Linked DNA regions of Homo sapiens: region 2 is linked to region 1. The links are chromatin contacts, found by Hi-C or POLR2A ChIA-PET in ENCODE. All regions are on one chromosome and are shown on one strand. The core of a region is the stretch at or near the end of the contact, and the rest is flanking DNA. Distances in the headings are between cores, read along the strand shown.

Region 1 (3,324 bases), core at 454-2,953:
ACACCACCACATGTGGCTATTTTTTTTTTGTAGAGATGGGGTCTTGCTATGTTGCCCAGGCTGGTCACAAATAAGTTTTTAGTATAAATATGTCCCCTGCAATATTTGCAGAGATAATAATTATTCTTTTATGTGGGGCAGGGATCCTGATCTTCAAAAGCGCCAGTGTCTAAGAAGTGATGAAGGATTTGCTGAATGAACTGATACACTTGAGTGGCTCCGAAGGCATGAGCAAAACTATTGCACAGAACATACTTACATTTCAAAACCATTTGTTGTTTATCTGACATTAAGATGTGACTGGGCACTTGTAATTTTTTTTTTCTTTTTTTTGAGACGGAGTCTCGCTCTGTTGCCCAGGCTGGAGTGCAGTGGCGCGATCCTGGCTCACTGCAAGCTCCGCCTCCCGGGTTCACGCCATTCTCCTGCCTCAGCCTCCCGAGTAGCTGGGACTACAGGCGCCCGCCACCACGGGCTAATTTTTTGTATTTTTAGTAAAGACGGGGTTTCACCGTGTTAGCCAGGATGGTCTCGATCTCCTGACCTCGTGATCCACCCGCCTCGGCCTCCCAAGTGCTGAGATTACAGGTGTGAGCCACCGCGCCCAGCCTTGTAGTTTTTTACTTGCTAAACTGGCAATCTGATCTTGAGGCCATCCACAGCTTTCCTAGGTTCACAGTATAGAGTAAGAATTTATATAGACTGAAGAAGATTAAGAGTGTTTATTTTTTGTGGAATTATTTAACCACTTAACACTGAAGTACCAGGTGAAGGGTAAATTGAAATAACTCTTTCCACTTCTTTTAGCTCTAAATATCAATCAGGACATTATTATTATGGCTGTTTTCTGGACTTACATCGTTATAGAGTGACTATGAGTTTGATAGTGTCACCAACAATTATGGCCAATAATTTCCATGGTAAATTCCTAGAACAGAAAGATGTTGCATCAAATTCTTGAAATCGCAGACTTAGGAAATTAAGTTACATAAACAGCAGATGTTCAGGCTGAGGAAGGAAAGAAGCTGAAACAAGTACTCCCAATTATTCAACAATCCCTTGAAGCCGCCACTGTAACTCTGGGAATTGAAATACCATTAAGTCCTATCACGGCCACCACTTAGCCTTTTTTCTCTTACTATTATTTGTAATTCCATAATCAAGCTAGTTTTCCTACGAAGTTCTGGGGCAGGAGTTTTCTTTTTTCGGAAATTTCATTTGGATAAAGAAACATGGTCAAAAAGTTACAACGGTGCAAATGGTTATACAAAGAAAAACAAGTCTCTCTTCTATCGTTACCCCTAGTTCCTGGACCGCGGGTTCTTAACTTGGGTTAGGAACTGCAGTCTAAGGGTTTCTAGAGTAATGTGAATTTTCTCAATGCATAATTTTCAATGTACAGATAATTTTGCTCGTTTGTGGGGAGAGGATCCAAACTTTTACCTGAGCCTCAAAAGGGTCCGTGATGCAGAGAACCTGCTGAAGTAACCGATGGCCCCGAGTGACTCGGAACAGGGGGCGCAGATATCCTGTAATAATTTGTCCCCGTGTGAAAAGTCTACCCCTATCCACTCCACTCCACTCCACTCCGGGGCCGCTTGGAAGGGACGCTCTCCGTGGGAGGCATCCAGCTCTTCCTAAGTTTTCCGCCTGCCGCATTCCTCCCCTCCGGCGCGCCGGCGTGCGCTTACGTCATGACGCCGCACACGCAGCCCCGCCCCTGCAGAGATCAGCGCTGGGACGGAACCCGGGTTCCTCTCGAACCGGGATTGTGACGCTTTTGGCCTGGCTGGCCGCTGTTTTCTGTCCCACTTTTTACTCGGGCCTGCGTCCGCTGCCGCCGTCCCTCAGTTTGCCCCCGGAGGAGGCAGGGCGGCCGTGCCTTCTGCCGTGCGCCCGCGTGGCTGCCACCGCCCCTCCGAATCCTCCGGGGCCGCAGAGGGGTTCGCTACGGAGGGAGGTGGGGGCCTTCGGGAGGAGGAGGCGGAGGAGGCGGAGGAGGAGGGAAGGAAGATGGCGGCCGTGGAACTAGAGTGGATCCCAGAGACTCTCTATAACACCGCCATCTCCGCTGTCGTGGACAACTACATCCGCTCCCGCCGAGACATCCGCTCCTTGCCCGAGAACATCCAGTTTGATGTTTACTACAAGGTATGCGCCGTGGGCCTCCTCTCTGCTCTCCTCCAGCAACCCCGGGGGCCGCACCCCCTTCCACGTCTGCGAACCCCCGCAGTTAACCCCTCACCCCTTCCGGCAGACTTGCCTCCCGAAACGTCTGGTGCGGTGTCTGCATTGCCAGTGGAGAAGCACCCCATCTCCCTATGCCCTGTCTCTTAAGCTTTGGGGCCTTGAAGTAATCTTGGGGAGTCTTGCTCCCTGTTGGTGTTCCCTTCTACACAGTGGCCCTCTTGGGTAGGCCTTTTGCGTGGACTTACTCTATCGCGCCCCTGTCCCACCTAGTCCTTTCCTTCTAGCCCGTATCTTCAGGATATTTTCCATCCTCTCCTTCCAATTAAGTGTCAGCATCAGCTGGACTTTTTTCCGTGCTCCTCCCCCCACCCATTCCTACTTTCTCATCTCGCCGCCTTCCTTCCCCGAGTGTTTTGGTGTTTTTGCTTCGTGTTCCTTCGTTTCTCCTTTCTTTTCCCAATTGGGAAGGAGTTAGGGATTATTGGAAATAATCTGTGTGTTTTATTTGCATATTCTTTAAAGCTTTGATTTTTTTGTGGGAGAGGAGGGGCTCTATACTTGAATTAGGGATTTTGTGAAAATGGGAGTGCTGATCAACTGTTTGAAGAGGACAGGGAGAGATCTTTACTGAAAGAAAAAAACACTTTAGATTATGTTCCTGTGTTTGAAAGTTGCAATCTTGCAGCATTCTTAAATCACTCCCCCTCAAAAATCTGAACAGCAAGTCTCCCAAGCCACTCTCCAAGGAGTTTCAAGGGTAAGTGTCCTTAGATGTGGACTATTTTTGCAGTGTTTTCAGAGTGTGGAGAACTTTATGGACTCAGAGCCTGCCCTTTTCTCTCCCCCACATTTGAATGTGAACACTGGATTTATTATTCAGTCTTCCTTGTCTTGAATCCGCGTCGATAACTCCTAGTGTCCAGTAGCCACCCATGCAAAATGTGACTAAAAGTAGAATGTAATTTATTTTTTAGACCTTAAATACTTCCTCTTGATCTGTAAGTTGGCTGGAACAGTGTAAACTGATATTTTAACAGATGTTTATGTTCTTACGTATGTACAGTGTTTTGTGGCAGTTGTTTTATTGGGAAGATTGCCTGCTTTCTCCACCCCTAGATTTTTTTTTTTTTTTTT
Region 2 (3,123 bases), core at 617-3,116, 3.1 Mb before region 1:
TAAATCAATTCGAAGATTTATTCAAAATCTATAATACAAGATAAATGTTTGAATCCTGGGGTAGACAAGAATTCTGTGTCTCATCTATAAAAAAATTCAATAAACATTTCTTCAATTATATATTTAAATACCAGGCCTTACTGGGTTCCTTTTATGTCCACTCTCACAGCAGACCTTCCCTCAGAAGAGCACGCACTTCTGAAGGAAAGCATGAGAAGGAAACAGTAAGCCCAGCAAATGAACAAACCCTTCTCATACTGTATGAGGGACAGCATGAACTAGAACAAGGCAATTCATTCAAAGCCAGGGTGTAGAGATGGGTCACAAAACAATATCTGGCGAATTTGACATAGCGTACAGTTAACCTCCTACAAAAAGGACTTGACCTTGCTATAGGGCAAGGCAAACATTAAGGCTCCCTCTTCACATGGGGCACTTCACAGAAGCAACGGAACGTTTTGCAAACGATCCTCTCACTGAAGTTTACCCTTTTATTATTATTTAGGGCAATACCAAATATTTTGCAAAACTTGTGACAACAGTATCACAACACCTGTCTGGGCAGGAGAAGTAAAGAACGTTTAAAATGTTATTTCTTAGTCTAGTCCAGTAGTCATTTGCTAAACTACCAAAAAGGATATGGAATATAATTCAACTCAAATGCTACGTGCGGAAGACATTAAAAGCTTTCCTTAGATTACATCTTCACAGTAGAAATTGTAAATACTGACAAAAAGGAAGTGATTTCAGAGAAATTCTTTTGTGTAGCAAATGTTTCTTTCAAAAGTTACATAATTTCAGGGATACCGCAAGAAAAAAATAATGGATTAAACCCCTGCAACGGGATTTTTCAAAAAGTAGGATGTGAATTCTAACTGGCAGCATCCGACCAACTCCTGACCCCCAGCAATCTGCGTGCAGCACGCATTTGTCAACCGCGCGCTTGATCACAGCTCCAGTTTAATCGCCTCCTAGCCGAGCCCCGCACGCCCTCCCCCCTGCGCTGGGGCGCGCACAGGGCTGGAGAGCAAGCCCCGGGAACTCTCACAGGCCGGCCTGTGTGAGCAAAGGGAAGGAAATGACACAGGCAGGAAAAAAAAGCAAATCAAGGAAAAGACACAACAGCAGCTGGGCCTGCGGCAGCCTCCAGCCCGGGCCCCACACTGCGCTCTTGCTCCCCCGCCCTCGGGCTCGCGGTCCGGCTCGTTCGGACCAGGCTGCCCCGCGGAGCACGGGCCCTCGGTCCCGCCGCCGCTTCCCCGGGATGCGCCCGCCGCGCCGCCCAGAAGGAGGGCTGCCGAGCGGGCTCTGCCGGCCGGGCCGCCCCGCGGAGCCAGAACCCCCGCCCGGGCCGCGGCGCGCGAGCGGGGCGGGCGGCCGGCCGGCCGGCGGTCCGCAGCCCCGGGCCGGGCGGGCTGTCCATGCCTGTCAGGCGGTGGCCCAGGGTCCTCCTCCCTCAGCCTGGGGCGGGGCGTCGCGAAGCAGCGCGGGCACAGGCCGGGGCGGTGGCGACACTTACCCATGGTGGCGATGGCGGCGGCGGTGGCTAAGGTCCGTGAGTGTCACCTCCGCAGCCGGGGCTGCATGCCGGGGGCCCGGGCGGCGGGGACGGCAGCGGGCCTGGCTCCGCGCGGGGGGCGCGGGCTGCGCTCTGGGCCCCCGCCGCCTCCCCAGGCTCCGGCTCCGGCTCCGCCCGCGGCCGGGCGCTGTGGCATCGGCAGGGTGGCCCGCTACATCCCGGGCGCTCCTGGGCTCGGCCCAGCCCGGCCTCGGCGGCGCCGCTCGGCCCGCCCGCCCGCCAGTCCCTCAGACCCGCAGTCTCTCCGTCCGGCCACCGTTCTCCACCTCAGGAACGCTCCGAAAAACAAACCGCTGGTCGCGCAGCTCGCCCCCCTGTCTGTCACTCACGCCGGCCCCCACCAATCCCAGGCAGCCGCTGGGCCGTCGCACCACCCCCACCCACCTCACCAGCCAATAACAAGAAGGAAGTCGGCAGCCCCCGCCGTCCCCCTCCAACTCTCTCCCAACACCCTAACTCTCAGCGGCCAGCTAATCATCAGCACCACACGATGAACCAATCCCGCCTACTCTCACAGGATGCCAATGGGCGAAGCCAAGGCGGTTTCCGAGGGCTGTCTAGCGCCTGCCAATCATCGGGACAGCGCCCGGCTCCCTGCGCTGTTAGCCAATCACGTAGAGGCCTCTAAGCCCCCGCCTCTGCGCATCCCTCTCTGGTGCTGTCTCCCTCTCTTGGGAGAGATTGGGAGGTGTTGGTTGTTCCAATCACAGCTCCGGCGTGAGGCTCCGCCCACATTCCCACCTCCCGTCAGTCACCGAAGGCTCGGCGGGCGCGCGGGCTGGCGCAGTTCCCCGCCGGCTACTTTAGGGCTGGGGTGAGGAGTAGGCGGCTGCAGGGGGCCCTCAGGCCTTCCGCCCTCCGGGTTCTCGGAGGCCCCAGCGATCTGGGTGGTTCCAGAGGGTGGCGTCCTGCTCCTCCCCGTGCCCAGCACAGGGCGTGTAACGAGTGGGGAGGGTCTGGCCTGAGCACTTCCCGGCGCGCGGCCACCTCTGCGGCCCCATCCCCCGACTGGTCCTCCGGTCCCGACGCTGCTCTTGCCCCGGGCAGGGGCGGCCGGCCCAGCCCAGCTTTCCCTGTCTCACACCTCCAGGGCCACACCCTCTGGTCTAGGTACCTCAGACACCCGAGGCTGGGATAGTGCTGGCATGTGGGTCCCTGGAAATCTGAGTTCCGCCAGAGGTTCTTTCAGAAAATAACTTTTTTCTTATAAAAGCAACACGAGCTTTTTGTAGGAAAATTGAAAAATGCAGAAAACTATGAAAAAGAAAAGATCCCACCCCAGAGATAATCTATTTCCTACCTAGATAGGCGTTTGACAAAAATGGCTTTGTATTGTTTTGTAGTATGCTTACATTTTATTCTGTTTTCCCGTGCCACCAAATATCCTTCCAAAACAATTGTACTGATTGCATGATGTTTCAAAATTAAAGGCACCATAATTAATTTCCCCAACCTTTTCATTGTTCAACATTTTATACACTCAGATCTTCAGATTCCAAGTCCACCACAATTAATGTGGGCTCCTTTCTCCGGCCTCTGTTCCA

What was found. Hi-C counts contacts between places; a loop is a spot of excess contacts on that map. ChIA-PET counts read pairs that join two places held with the same protein, here RNA polymerase II (POLR2A). Pooled maps may share reads with other maps.
Region 2: a pooled map shows a loop between it and region 1 (6-fold over the local background). The contact joins the promoter of MAP3K3 here to the promoter of APPBP2 in region 1. A Hi-C loop is called at or near these places in 6 of 50 pooled maps. POLR2A ChIA-PET finds 5 or more read pairs at or near these places in 2 of 52 experiments (GM10248 and GM12878).

What each region holds. Positions count from the first base shown.
Region 1 is chr17:60,524,621-60,527,944 of GRCh38, reverse strand. It overlaps APPBP2 (amyloid beta precursor protein binding protein 2), which reads left to right and starts at 1,703. Exons shown (of 13, transcript NM_006380.5): 1 at 1,703-2,151. The coding sequence starts at 2,014. RefSeq lists a silencer at 1,874-2,013 and enhancers at 2,094-2,363, 2,084-2,792.
Region 2 is chr17:63,621,160-63,624,282 of GRCh38, reverse strand. It overlaps MAP3K3 (mitogen-activated protein kinase kinase kinase 3), which reads right to left and starts at 1,866. Exons shown (of 16, transcript NM_002401.5): 1 at 1,520-1,866. The coding sequence starts at 1,523. RefSeq lists silencers at 1,116-1,165, 1,406-1,465, 1,556-1,945, 2,556-2,625.